5 separate regions of the Homo sapiens genome follow, and all the other regions are linked to region 1. A link is a contact called in ENCODE Hi-C or POLR2A ChIA-PET data. All regions are on one chromosome and are shown on one strand. The core of a region is the stretch at or near the end of the contact, and the rest is flanking DNA. Distances in the headings are between cores, read along the strand shown.

What was found. A loop is a pair of places that touch in the nucleus more often than their neighbours do. ChIA-PET counts read pairs that join two places held with the same protein, here RNA polymerase II (POLR2A). Pooled maps may share reads with other maps.
Region 2: a loop to region 1 is called in a pooled map, with 4 times the contacts of the local background. The contact joins two enhancer-like sites. A Hi-C loop is called at or near these places in 1 of 37 single-sample maps with no recorded cell type and 3 of 50 pooled maps. POLR2A ChIA-PET finds 5 or more read pairs at or near these places in 3 of 52 experiments (MCF 10A, activated B cell and activated CD4-positive, alpha-beta T cell).
Region 3: a map with no recorded cell type shows a loop between it and region 1 (5-fold over the local background). The contact joins two enhancer-like sites. A Hi-C loop is called at or near these places in 5 of 37 single-sample maps with no recorded cell type and 2 of 50 pooled maps.
Region 4: a loop to region 1 is called in a map with no recorded cell type, with 15 times the contacts of the local background. The contact joins two enhancer-like sites. A Hi-C loop is called at or near these places in 3 of 37 single-sample maps with no recorded cell type and 2 of 50 pooled maps.
Region 5: a pooled map shows a loop between it and region 1 (3-fold over the local background). The contact joins two enhancer-like sites. A Hi-C loop is called at or near these places in 1 of 50 pooled maps. POLR2A ChIA-PET finds 5 or more read pairs at or near these places in 2 of 52 experiments (activated CD4-positive, alpha-beta T cell and activated T-cell).

The regions. Positions count from the first base shown.
Region 1 is chr6:14,092,886-14,095,585 of GRCh38, reverse strand. No RefSeq gene overlaps it. Among named protein-coding and RNA genes, the nearest start is that of CD83, 24 kb to the left of the region's middle. RefSeq lists enhancers at 99-228, 1,122-1,251 and a cis regulatory region at 1-250. Within about 2 kb of position 1,290, at least 8 of the 41 ENCODE cell types and tissues checked have a DNase peak (open chromatin) inside an H3K27ac peak, as active enhancers do.
Region 2 is chr6:15,358,129-15,360,828 of GRCh38, reverse strand. All of the region lies in intron 1 of JARID2 (jumonji and AT-rich interaction domain containing 2), which reads right to left. Among named protein-coding and RNA genes, the nearest start is that of JARID2-AS1, 110 kb to the right of the region's middle. Within about 2 kb of position 1,313, at least 2 of the 41 ENCODE cell types and tissues checked have a DNase peak (open chromatin) inside an H3K27ac peak, as active enhancers do.
Region 3 is chr6:12,362,774-12,365,473 of GRCh38, reverse strand. No RefSeq gene overlaps it. Among named protein-coding and RNA genes, the nearest start is that of EDN1, 74 kb to the right of the region's middle. RefSeq lists an enhancer at 1,539-1,858. Within about 2 kb of position 1,418, at least 10 of the 41 ENCODE cell types and tissues checked have a DNase peak (open chromatin) inside an H3K27ac peak, as active enhancers do.
Region 4 is chr6:15,298,301-15,301,000 of GRCh38, reverse strand. The region is part of intron 1 of JARID2 (jumonji and AT-rich interaction domain containing 2); the gene reads right to left. Among named protein-coding and RNA genes, the nearest start is that of JARID2-AS1, 51 kb to the right of the region's middle. Within about 2 kb of position 1,365, at least 10 of the 41 ENCODE cell types and tissues checked have a DNase peak (open chromatin) inside an H3K27ac peak, as active enhancers do.
Region 5 is chr6:15,620,347-15,623,046 of GRCh38, reverse strand. All of the region lies in intron 5 of DTNBP1 (dystrobrevin binding protein 1), which reads left to right. Among named protein-coding and RNA genes, the nearest start is that of DTNBP1, 41 kb to the left of the region's middle. RefSeq lists an enhancer at 1,193-1,292. Within about 2 kb of position 1,251, at least 20 of the 41 ENCODE cell types and tissues checked have a DNase peak (open chromatin) inside an H3K27ac peak, as active enhancers do.

The sequences.
Region 1 (2,700 bases), core at 41-2,540:
AGCTCCCATGTGGAACCCACAAGAAGCCACGTTTAGTCTCACAACATTTATGGGGAAATTCCCCTGAATTGACGTTTAAGCTTTAATAGAGGAAATCAACATTCTCAGTAAATCTGGTAAAAGGTCTATGGAAACTTTGTTAAATTTCAGCCAGAGACACCCCCAATGGCTGGTCCAGCCAGTGCTGTCCATTATGCAGCTCATTCCATACAAAGTCCTTGTTCTCAAACTTGGCTAAGGCCTCCTATGAGAGAACACCTTCTACACCAGAAGGTATAATTAGATGCCCTATGGTAGCTTTTAGCCCATGTTTTGAAAATCAGCGAGGTGCCTGAGCTGAGGTGGCTGGCGGATGTGCATTGAGGAGATAGGCTGACATGGGGTGTGTTCATTAAGTTATTCAACAAGCATTCATTTACTGGGTATATAGAGTTTCCAAGCCATCATGCTTAACACCGTGGAGCCCAGAGCAATGGATAAAATGGAGCAAGTCCATTTTGCTCCCCATGGAGCATGTCAGAGGCCAGTTGGGGCCAAGTGTGTGTCTGGGAGCAGGAGGGCAATGGCAATCGGGATGCCTGTGAGATTTCCTGCTGTACTTCCTTGGTGGGGCCAGACCAGAGAATGTTGCCTATTGAAAAACATTTCTTTGTAAGGGCTTTGTAAGCAGACATCTCCAGCTGGGAGCAACTGAGGAATTTTTTAATCAGAGCCTTGATCTGCTCTTGCGGCACTGCCTGAGGCTAGCAGTGTCCCTATAACACCAAACTGAATTCTAAAAAGAAAAAAAATCAACTGATTGCTTCCAAATACTGGGATGCTTATGGGGGCATGTGTGTGTGTGTGTGCGTGCGTGTGTGTGTGTGTGCCACCATGCCCGGCAAACTTTTTTTGTATTTTCAGTAGAGACAGGGTTTTGTCACGTGGACCAGGCTGGTCTCAAACTCCTGACCTCAGGTGATCCGCCTGCCTCGGCCTCCCAAAGTGCTGGGATTACAGGCGTGAGCCACCGGACTCAGCCAGGGCTCTGTTGTTATCCCCACATCATGCCCTTCAAGTATGCCATGCTGCCGGATGTCAGGAACCAGGCTCCAAGGGGTGGTGTCTTGGCATGACTTAGACAACCAGAGACAACAACCCCAAAACAGACCTCTGGCCTTTCTCTCCTCCTCCATCTGCCTCCTGCCAGAGAAACCAAAAGAAGAACTTACTTATAAAGGCAGTCATGGGTCTTTTCACTTGTGGCACTGTGATGCCTGGCCACTGTGGGGTTTTGGAAAGGGAAGTAGCACTGACATCATAGAAACCTAGAACTGAAAAAGACCTGAAATGTTCATCTTGTCCAGGCACCTCAGTGAGACAAGACACAGCTCCCTCTCCTTGCAGCTCTCCCTGAAGATGCAGAAATAGTACTCTACCTCCTTCAGTTCTTGCTGCCAGGGCTTTATCTCCCAAAGAGGGAAGATTTTTCTCGCAACTTGAGTTCTCATTTAACTCCAGTCTACTGTCTTTTTTTTTTCAGCCAGGAGGGTCCACTAGTCAGCATTAGGCCCCTCACAAACTTGCAAACTCAAAGATAGTGGTGGAAGTGACTATTAGTCTTTTCATTTCAGGCCAGCTAAACACAATTATCTCCACCTACATTCTTCACTTGGTTCCTGTACTGTGCAGGTTTTGTTGTTGTTGTTTTTTTAATCTATACTGTTTGCAATTTTTCCACTATTTTTTTCAAAAATGTGACTGGGGTACATTGAATTTTTGTTTCCCATTCTTCACTCTCTCTCTGTTACAGAATTCTACACCCGTGACCTTTGCCATGTGACTTTGCAGTGGCTCTCACTAGAATGAGTGCAGTGTTTTTCCTCACCCCATGGAAGCTTGGCTCAGCCACAGGCTTTGCCTTGAATAACAGACGCTAGTGGAAATGATGTAAAAGAGGCTTTAAATGTGCTTGCATGATTTGACTTGGCCTGTTGTATTTCCGCCATCACCGTAAGAAGACTATGCCCCAGGTGGTGCCAGTTCCAGAACAAAATATATAAAGCAGGCCCAAAGTAGACCTGGAGCCTGGAGCCATGCCCAGTGGAGCCCAGCCAAGATCAGCTGAGTCCCTGCCAATCCACAGACCTGTGAATAAAAAAATGAATGTTTGTGGCGTCAGCCAGTGAGACTTGGGGCATTATTTGTTATACATTATTGCGGTAGTTGATGACTAATAAAATTGCCAAAATAAGGTCTGATTTAGACTAGAGATGAATTATTACCCTATCCTTGCATCACACACTCCTCAAACCACCTCTTTTGTGACACCTTCCTTGGTTCCTTTAGCTTCTCTACAACTTGTCCACCCTAAATCCTTCTTTTTGGTGTCCTATATTTGGGCCCCTGATCATAGTCAATAAAACGTTTTCTAGAAGTCAGTCTGACATATTACTCAATACTTGCATGTTTGAAACCTTATCAACAAGACTATAAAGTCATTGAGAACAGGGACCATGCGAGTACAGGATGGATAATAAAATACTCTTATTAGGAACATTCTGTACCGTGATCTCTCATCTTTGGCAGAATAAGGCTTCCAGATGTTAGCTGGAAACACATCACCATTGCATTCATGGAATTAGCATAAGGCTATGCACACAGTAGACATAAGACGCATTCGAATATTTATGGAGTGTCCATTGGAGAAGCAAAAGTAAC
Region 2 (2,700 bases), core at 64-2,563, 1.3 Mb before region 1:
CAATGCTTTAAAAAAGAAAGACTAGGTTGGGCGCAGTGGCTCATGTCTGTAATTCTCACACACTGGGAGGCTAAGGTAGGAGGATTGCTTGAGCCCAGGAGTCCAAGACAGCCCTGGCCAATATAGCAAGAGACCCTCATCTCTACAACAACAAAAATTTAAAATTAGTTAAAAACTTAAAATTAGGCATGACGGCACACTCCTGTGGTCCAAGCTACTCAAGAGGCTGAGGTGAGAAGATCGCTTGAACACAGGCATTCTGAGGTTACAGTGAGCTATGATTGAGCCACTATACTCCAGTTTGGGCAACTGAGTGTGACCCTGTCTCATAAAAATAAGATAAATAGGCCGGGCACAGTGGCTCACTCCTGTAATCCCAGGACTTTCGGAGGCCGAGGCGGGCAGATCACGAGGTCAGGAGTTGAAGACCAGCCAGGCCAACACGGTGAAACTCCGTCTCTACAAAAAATACAAAAATTAGCTGGGCATGGTGGCACATGCCTGTAATTCCAGCTATTTGGGAGGCTGAGGCAAGAAAACTGCTTGAACCAGGACCCAGGAGGCATTGCCGTGAACTGAGATCATGCCACTGCACTTCAGCCTGGGCTACACAGTGAGACTCAGTCTCAAAAAAAATTAATTAATTAAATATTATAAAGGAATAAAATAGAAATAAATAAAATATAAAGAATGACTAACACAGAAGAGTCTTGGATAGAAAGAGAAATTACTCAAGAGCCATTCTCTGAAAATCTACATTTGACATCACAAGCCCTAACTCATAAGAGATGAGGTTTTGGTTTTGCTAATGTAACAGTGGAGGACTTAGAAATTCATCAGTCGGCCAGACGTGGTGGCTCACGCCTGTAATCCCAAAACTTTGGAAGGCCGAGGAAGATAGATCACCTGAGGTCAGGGGTTCAAGACCAACCTGACCAGGACAGTGAAATGCCATCTCTACTAAGAACACAAAAATTAGCAAGGCATGGTGGCGGGTGCCTGTGGTCCCAGCTACTCAGGACGCCGAGACAGGAGAATTGCTCGAACCCAGGAGGCAGAGATTGTGCCACTGCAATCCAGCCTGGGAGACTCCATCTCAAATAAAAAAAAAAAAGGAAAAAGAAATCCATCTGTCACTGCTGGTGGGGAAATTCTAATACCCGCTGAGGTTATAATCAACCCTACCCACCTCTCTCTAACACACACCCCCCACCGCTACCCACAGATAGCCTTATTTATACTTAGGCTTTCAATGCAAATAAGAAAAATGAGGGGCCGAGTGAGTGAAGTGACACTGCCTAGGGCCTGCCCACGCGGGTAGCTAAAAATATAGTCATGAGATACTCTCTGAGCAACACCAAGACTATTCAGGTTTCAGGCGGCCGCAAATCAAAAATATGTGTGTGGCAGTGAAATGAACTTTCTCTCCAGTCAATGAATCCAGGAAGAATCCAGAAGAGCAACCTCTGGATGCCACATCAGGGGCAGGACATACCGTCAGAAAAGCTGTTGGGACAGTAAAGTATACAGCAGCGCAACATCCAAAGGAGTAAACCCTACGACTTGCAGGGAGACTGCAGAAAATCATTCCCACTCAGAAAAGTTTTTATTTACCAACCTGCGAGTCACACCATGCTGCTATACCTACACACTGTGGTTTGAATTTCTTCTTCCATAATCCTTGAGCTCCTGAAGCAAAGATTCTCCCTAAAACATTCTTCACTGCATTTCCTAGAAAGCTACATTCCTACCTTTCTAACAAGTCTTCTTATCACCACTGCTGGTGGTTTGTGTTCAAGCTTCTGCAGCACTCACTGGGAGCACTCTCCTAGAATACTAGTGGTCAGGCATGGCCGCCCTGGAAACCACTTAATGACTTCCTCACCCTCACATTGACTTAACTGGTTGGGGTATGGCCTGTGCCAGAGATCTTATAAACTCAGAATGGCTGCTCTAGAATTCAGTCCCGCCATCTCCCAAATCAGCCTCCTGGCATGAAAAAATCTATATTCTGACAACTCCTTAACATCAAGACTGGTACGCGTTAAAAGCTTAGTAACTAACTGTAGAGAGAAAGAAGGGAAACCTTTGTAACTAAGGAAACCAGGTAACTGTTTAAACAGAGCACACGGAATGGCTTGATACATGTTTTTCTTGACAGTAATTCTCTGAAAATGAGAATTCACTATTCTCAGAAAAAGCAAAAAGGTTACAGTGGACACAAGTTTTCATTCACTGAAACATAAAACGAGCACCTACTGGCTTCAAGAAACAGAATCAATCTGCTATCATCCATTCAAAGCTTCGGTTGCCCCAACTCAATGATGAAAATCTCATTAACCCTGAATCTCTGAGTCAGAGGTAATTCAGTCCTAATCCACCAACAACACAAAAACAGTGTGTTAGTACCAGTATCGGGAAACTCTGTTGTGATTCTTCATTTATTTAATAATAGCAGAAAGGAGATATTGGAAAAACCAGACCATCTTTGATTCAATATATCTCATCACCAGAAACTAATCACTAATTAAAGTCAATATATGAAGATGAGAAAGTTTTTCTTCCTACTAACATTAAAGTTGATGATAGAAACGCTTATAAGCAGAAATAGTAAACAGGTTATATTACACAAACAAAAAATTTTTTAAAGCTAGTTGGGGTTTGACAAACTTCTTAGAACACCTTACAAAAGCCCTGACC
Region 3 (2,700 bases), core at 169-2,668, 1.7 Mb after region 1:
CCCCACCCAGAAGGCATTTTTGCTTTGAGATTCCACCTACAGGCTCCACTGGTGAAGTTTCCCCGGAGCAGAGTGCCTCCATTCCGTTCCTACTTAACAGTCATGGTGAGGTTAGAAGGTTAAGGGAGCCTGCCCTGCAGAGAAATTTGCAAAGATTAACTAATGCAGACAACAAGTGTCCGGAAGAGCAGAGAAATGTGAGGTCTACTTTATGGGGAAAGCTACCCAAGGCAGACAGGAGGAAGTTTCAAGCACAATTGGACAGTATCTCAGAATTGTGTGGATGTGTGTGTAATAAGAAGTATACATAAAAATCTACATAATATATATTTTATATATAGTATGGGTTTTTACATACTGTATATAACTGTATATATACACACACATAACAGTGTGTGTGTGTCTGCATATGTGTGTGACTATATATGTCTGTATATATGTTACGTGTATGTATATGTGTGTGTATATACACTGTTACATACACACACACACACACACACACTGTTGTGGGCTAAACTGTGTCCCTCTAAAATTCATATATTGAAGTTCTAATGCTCAGTACCTCAGAATGTGACTGTATTTGGAGAAAGAATCTGTAAAGAGGTAATTAAGGTAAAATGAGGCCATATGTGTGGGTCCAAATCCACAACAATTGATCTCCTTATAAGAACAAGAGATGTAAGACACAGACACACACAGAGGGAAGACCCTGTGAGGACACAGGAGAAGACGGCATCTACAAGCCAAGGAGAGAGGCCCCAGGAAAAACCAAACCTGCCAACACCTTGATCTTGAACTTCCAGCCTCCAGAACTATAAGATAAATTTCTGTTATATAGGACACCCAGTCTGGTATTTTGTTATGGCAGGCCTAGCAGACTCTCTCTCTCTTTCTCTCTTTCTCTCTCTCTCTTTCTCTCTCTCTCTGTCTCTCTCTCACACACACACACACACAGACACACACACACACACACACACACACAGGTTGGCCACTAAGTCTGAAAACACAGACAAACATATTTTAAAATATTTATTGTTTTCCTACTACAAAGAATGATAAAATGATATTATCTAAGAGTCAAGATTTTATGGCCCGCTCTATAGGCATAAACGTCTCGGCCTTCTCCCTGCACAGGGGGAAGGGAGGGTAAAGTAAATATCGAGTCAACGATAAGGCTGAGAAGGAGCCTAAGAAGTCTACTGCACAGTGCTTGGCCAGATTTGGGGGTGAATGTTCCGTTTCCCCAAGAATAGCTTCCTTAGAGTTCTTTTTCCTCAGATGCCATTAGGCTCTCTTCAACCTTGTCCCATGGCATGGCCACACTCGGCCCCCACTTGGCCTTTCACCAGGCACCCTCCATGCGGCTTTGGACGTCTCCGTGCTCTGTGAATGCCCTTCCCAGACATTCTCCAGCAAGGCCTCAGCTGAGGGGGAGGCAGGGCAGGGCTATGCCTGTCTTGAGTTGGTTAATGATTACCAAGAATCTGGAAATCCTTCTACCATGGTTATGCACAGAAACTGAAATGTCAAATTAAAAACAGAACCCCTGAGATAAGAAGAAAGTGGGACTGAGAAGCAAGAGCCCAGCTTGACCAGTGAGGCTCTGGAAAATCTGTGGTTTTGGGGGACAAGAAAAAGTTCCTGTTTTTTGCGGCAGTAGTGATTATAAAAATAGCAGTGTCATCATTTTGTTCAATGAGGAAGTCCAAAAATAAATATATGGGGTGAGCTAATGAAGGACTTTCCATGACATCTCAGGTCACAGAAAGGAAAGAAAGGGGAACTTCTATATTTAAAGGTCCTATTATAACAGGAGCTATGTTTCTTTCCTATTTTTTTTTTTTTTTTTTTTTTTTTGAGATGGAGTTTCACTCTTGTTGCCCAGGCTGGAGTGCAATGGTGTGATCTCCATTCACTGCAACCTCTACCTCCTGGGTTCAAGCAATTCTCCTGCCTCAGCCTCCAGAGTAGCTGGGATTACAGGCATGTGCCACCACGCCCCGCTAATTTTGTATTTTTAGTAGCAACAGGGTTTCACCATGTTGGTCAGGTTGGTCTCGAACTCTTAACCTTAGGTGATCTGCCTATCTCGGCCTCCCAACGTGTTGGGATTATAGGCGTGAGCCATGGCTCCTGGCCTGTTTCTATAGCTTATCTCATGTAATTTTGACCATAATCATATAAAGTAGACTTTATTATTCTTATTTTGTACAGGAAGAGCTGAGAAGTTAGGTAATACAGACATTGTTGGTTGAATGACCCAGCAGACCTTCCCATCCTTTTCTGTCTGCTGCCTTTCTCGATGGAAGTTGGAGATGGTACATATTCTCCTTTTCTGCCTTCTTTGCAGCTGTAGATGGCCTGACTACATGACAAAGTTCTAGCTAATGACATATATATGTATGCAGAATAATCCCAAATTTACATCTACGGCCTGGACTTCTAGTCTATATCAGAACTTAAGTATCCAACTGCCTACTCAACATCCCTATTTGGGTAGCTACTAAGAATCTCAGCCTAACATATCCACTTCTGTTCTCCTGTACTTCCTGGCTATAGCTGCCTCTGTTCGTTCTTGTCATGCAAGTAAAGAGCAACTCATTGCTCCAGGTGCACAGAACTGCAAACTCAGCCACCCTTGCCCCTCTTTCTCTCACACTCTGTATCAAGAGTATCCAATCTTTTGGCTTCCCTGGGCCA
Region 4 (2,700 bases), core at 116-2,615, 1.2 Mb before region 1:
AGAACCTTCTTACCCCAGTATCATTTGCTTGCTGTCTACCAACAGTCACTCATTGATAACTACCACTGATAGAGTGTGGGTAACCTTAACCTTTTTCTGTCACCCTTCCGTCCCAGACCTAAACTTTCCAAGTAAGAATTCAACTTCTGTGCAACACCAGAGTCCTCATGGTTACTGCATCCTGTAACACCTCTAAGAATCATACATAAAGGGGGGACTGCTTGCTCCCTTTCTCCACCCCTCCTCTCTGTCTCTCTCTCTCTCTCTCTCTCTCTCTCACACACACACACACACACACACACACACACACACACACAACATGAGGACACTGGGTCTTTGCAAACAGGTTCTACTGTCCAGTAAGTGGCTAAGAAATTTCATTCATAACTCGAAACAGATAGACTCCAAAATGAGCAATCTATAATTTTAAATGTTGTCATTAGTCTCCTGGCTGCAAGCGGTTAAAGAAGGCCTTGCAAGCTCATGAATTACGGGTACAGTTTATTACTCTGAATGAGCTCACAACAAGCACAGTATCTCAGGAAGATGGGAGGGGAAGGTTTCCAGGCCCAAAAGCTTACATGGAATGCAGCTTAAATGTCACTTATCCAATTGCAGGGGAATGATCCCTTCTACTCCCATGCCCTTCTCCGCTTCCCTCCTTGTACACATGTATTGTTATACACCTTTCCTTAAAATATACATCACACCAGGCTTTGCTCATTAGCCTTAGAGGTTTTTAAGTGTTTACAAGAGAAAAGGTCCTGTGGTCAAAGAATTAAAAACAGGACAGAACACCCATCCAACCTTCACTGCGGAAAATTTTTCCAACAGATTTCTGCCTATCCCAACCCCAAATGCAGGAGATAAAGAAGCACACCCTAAATCAGAGGTTTCTTCTTACAAACACTGGGCCAATGAGAAATCATATTTTGAGCATACATGGCATTCCATGTTGGTCACTCATAGAAGAATGGGGACATTATAACCTTTTGGAGGTTGGGAGGAAACAGGCAGTTCAAGAGATATGCAGAATCCCACATCCACAGGGCCTGAGATACCAACAACACTGGCCGGACAGGACCCCCATTTTCCTAAGGGACAGTGGGTAAAGTACGAGAAAGGATGAAGCAATCATCCTCAAAGCAACCAGGTCAAACTACCAGAAAAAAATGACTCACTGCTAAATATCTTATCTCTTTCACCCACACCCAAGCCCACCCCGCTGAAGTGAGGAAACAGAGGCTGCCTGAGTAGCTTCCGGCCAAATGAGGACCGCTCTGCGAACTGCCACTGAGAACCATCTGTGTGGCGCCCAAACTCTGGTGCAGTGGCTGGAGAAAGGGAACTGAGACACAAGCCACAGGTTTTGGCAGTCTTCTTATTTCCCCCTAACTGGCCTAACTGAGCAGGAAACCAGCAGTTCTCAACGCAGGCCAACTGAGGTTCCAAATCCAACTCTACCTTCTCCAAACTATAAATTCCTTCCTACAGAAAAAGGGATGGCATCTATTTCTGACACAAAGCACAGGAGTCCTGATGAAAAGCTGGGACTCAACAAATGTTTTGGTTCCCTCTGAAACTGCCCCACCACCTCAGTATGCAAGACCTTAACTCATGATCCCAGTCATCCCTTCCTCTACCAAACACACCTCTGTTGTACACACACCTAAAATTTGAGAACCCAATGAAGATTACAAGCTACCTACTGATGCCCTCATCCTTACAAATTAGGTGGTGGCAGCAGGGACAAAAACTACACTCAACGTTCTTTACAAGACTTTGGTCCTTCTCAAAGGAGGCTCCAGAGAACCCTATGTCCAAGGGGTTGTATTCAAAATTAAGGCTCACGGGTCAGTGAAGTTTGACAAATGTCGGGTACAGATAGCCAGGTTTCTTTCCTTCAGATGTGTTCGTGTACACCATGATCCTCTTAGAACCCAAGCACCCCAAAATTATTTCACCACCAAAGCATCCTCTCTGCTCCACCCGCCCCCCACCCCCGCAAATAAAATCATTCTCAGAACACATTTAAGGATACCCAGCACTAACTTCTCTTGTTCTAGTTTGCTAGTGGATTGATTTGGGTCTTTACTGAGAGAAGGGAGTGTTTTTGTAAGTAATACATGTATAAATGTTCACTTTTAAAGATGTAAACTATACTGAGTATGGAGAGTAAAAATATGAAAGTTTATTTTCAGCAGCTCAGGGAAACTGGAAAAGGCAATTATCCTAATCCTCTGAGGTTTCAACCGTACAAATAACAGAAAGTTAACAAAACATAAGAAACTCAAGGAAATTTTTTCTTTTTTTTTTTTTTTGAGATGGAGTCTCACTCTGTTGCCCAGGCTGGAATGCAGTGGCATGATCTCAGCTCACTGCAACCTCTGCCTCCTGGGTTCAAGCAATTCTCCTGCCTCAGCCTCCCGGGTAGCTGGGACTAGAGGCATGCACCACCACACCCAGCTAATTTTTGTATTTTTCCTAGAGGCGGGGTTTCACCATGTTGGCCAGGCTGGTCTCCTGACCTCAGATAATCCATCCGCCTCTGCCTCCCAAAGTGCTGGGATTACAGGCGTGAACCACCGAGCCCGAAAAGATACCCATGGAATTCTGAGTTCTCACTGTAGCAATGAGTGCTCTTGGGAACCTTATCAGAACTGTCATTGCACTAACAACTGCTAATGAAAACTAGCAGTC
Region 5 (2,700 bases), core at 2-2,501, 1.5 Mb before region 1:
CCTTAGTACATAAAAGTGTAACGTAAGCATTTGAACAGTCTTGTGGTCTTTCAGTACCTGGCCTCTGTGACCTATGGGTTTGCAGCCAAGGAGAGTTCTTTGTTCCATAAGGCTAATTATTTTGTTAGAAAATAACTCATTAAGTGGGAAATAATTTTAGTGTGCTGCTTCATTCTTTATATATCAGTGGTTACACTACAGATGATATGTATTTGAAACAAATGGCACAAAGAAAAATTCCAAACAGAATTGCTTTTCCTCTGGGACGGCCTTCTTGCAAAAATTTGTGAAGCTCTTTTTTGCACAGCTGTCAGGCATTCCCAAATGGCTTTTCACAATAAAATTCTACCTATCTCTTTCACTGATCACTAAATGAGACATATGCGGTTGTTATAGCGAGCAAAATGGTGAGGCTTGAGCTTCTTGTAAAGGTATATTTGTGTCCATGGAGGCCTGCTAGTATTTTATGTATATGCATCCTAAGTTGGTTACCAAATGTACTCATATATGCAACTTGTTTTGCAACAGGAAATGAGCAGGCTGTGACAGGGAAATTAAATTTCTGCTAACTTAAATTCAACATAAAATATTCGGAATACACATTACGTATGTACTTGTCATTATTATATGAAGAGCTTTTTTAAGTTTAATATAAGGGGATGAACCTTTATTTTTTTCAATGCAATTATTTTATATTTTGTTACTGATTTCAAGTCTGCTAAGTGTTAAAATGGAAAATTTTCATCATTTCTTCTGTTTTAAGTCACTGATAATGTGACCTGGTTTAATATACTAAAAGTATCATCATGTTGTTTAATGTTTTCTAAGTTCTCTGCTCATGTTTATTCTTTTACAAAATTTGGCATAGTCTCTTAATATTTAAACTAGATGACCATGAATAGTTTTGCCTTCTCAGTTATTTTACATGTTAGAGTAATAAAATCATTCTATCACCAGAAATTATTCTTTATTGAATTCAACAGACAGGGTTATTAGGGGATAGCAAAAAAGCAAAAATACAGTCTGCACCTTTAAGGCCCTTACTGATTCCTGAGAGATATGAGAGTACACAACTGGTTGGATGATATCAGTCAGAATGTGAGTCCTGTGTGAGGCTGAAAGGTCTGGGGAAGCACAGAAGAGGAAGGGAGCCCTGTGGGAGGAGGGCGGGCTGCCACTGGCCTAAGCCTGAAAAGACAGGCCGGGGTTAGGGACAGGCAGAGGCAAGGAGGAGGAGGCACCAACGCTCAGTACTCCTCTTGTTTTGCTGTAATGTAGAATATGTGAAGGAAAGAAGTGAAGTAAACAGTTTGTGGCCAGAGAGCAGTAGCTCTCTGAATGATAAGGAGTTTAACTTGAAAGGGCTGGGGAGCCTGTGAAGCTTTTTAAAGGGGAGAACATAAATATGAATTTGGTGTTAGCAGTAAAATGACCACGGACTATTTCAAGCATTTTTAGTCTAAATTTGTCATTCAGCACAAGAGCATGAGGCCGTCCTATTCAGAAGTATGTACAGTTTGTTTCTCATTAGGAATTCCAGGTTGATAAACCACTCACATGTTTTCATCTGGTCCCCACGTTATTAACAAAAGAGTGACTAGGGCAGCAAGTACAATTTGTACCTAGAACAGAATTTCTGTCTGTGAGAAATTAATTGGCCTGCCTAGAGATCAACCTCATTTAAGTTCCTGGCCTCATTAGCTCTGTAGTCAACCAACAGAGCTAGAATCTAAATGGAAATTGCCATCTGTCCAGATAAAGATTAAAGAGGTAAAAAGAACATACACATTTTCCAGCATAGAATAATTGTTGGCTCCATTACATAGTTTCTTTTCAGAAAAATCATTTGAAATTTAATTCCTTTTACCTGTAGGAGATCTTAAGTCTAAGACTATAGCCTGGAAAATAACTTATAGGTGTGTAAGTTTGTAAGATAAAAATGAAAATGTTGTTGACATTTTGATCTAATAGATCCATAGATCTTGTTTACATCATGATCATTACTGGTCAATGAAATTATTAGTTTTCAATCACTTTTATTAAATATAAAACTTAGCTAATCTAAAAATTTTCTCTATTTTTTATATTCAAACATTAATTATTTACTGTCAAGTATTAAGTTTAGGTACTTCGGCTCATTTAATCCTTTTAACAGCTTTGCAAGATATGTGTTGTTAGCTCTCTCTTCACAGACGAGGTATCACATTGCATCTCATCTGGCAGGAGCAGAGCTGGGTTTTTAAGCTTGTGCTTCAAAGCCTAGCTCTTAACCCGTCCCCCATATGCTAAGCATACATGCACGATACTGAATGCACCAAGTAGCTTAGAGTTAAATGGAGTCTATATTAAATTTAACTATTCTAGTTTTTATCACTAATCAAAATGAAACAGCCTTTTAAATAATCCTATTAGCTATGATAGTGTTTTATACATTTTAAGACCATGTCAGACTAGTTATAACAGAATGAGCTGAATATTGCTTCTTTAGTACTAGGAGTACTAGCTCCCAAGCTGAATCTCCTAGTCAGTTTTTCATTTAATAAAACAAAAAACAATGTAGGCTGGGTGGGGTGGCTCACACCTGTAATTCCAGCACTTTGGGAGGCCAACGCAGGAAGATCGCTCAAGCCCAGGAGTTCAAGACCAGCCAGGTCATAGTGAGGTCTCGTCTCTACAAAAAAATATATATATAAATGGCAG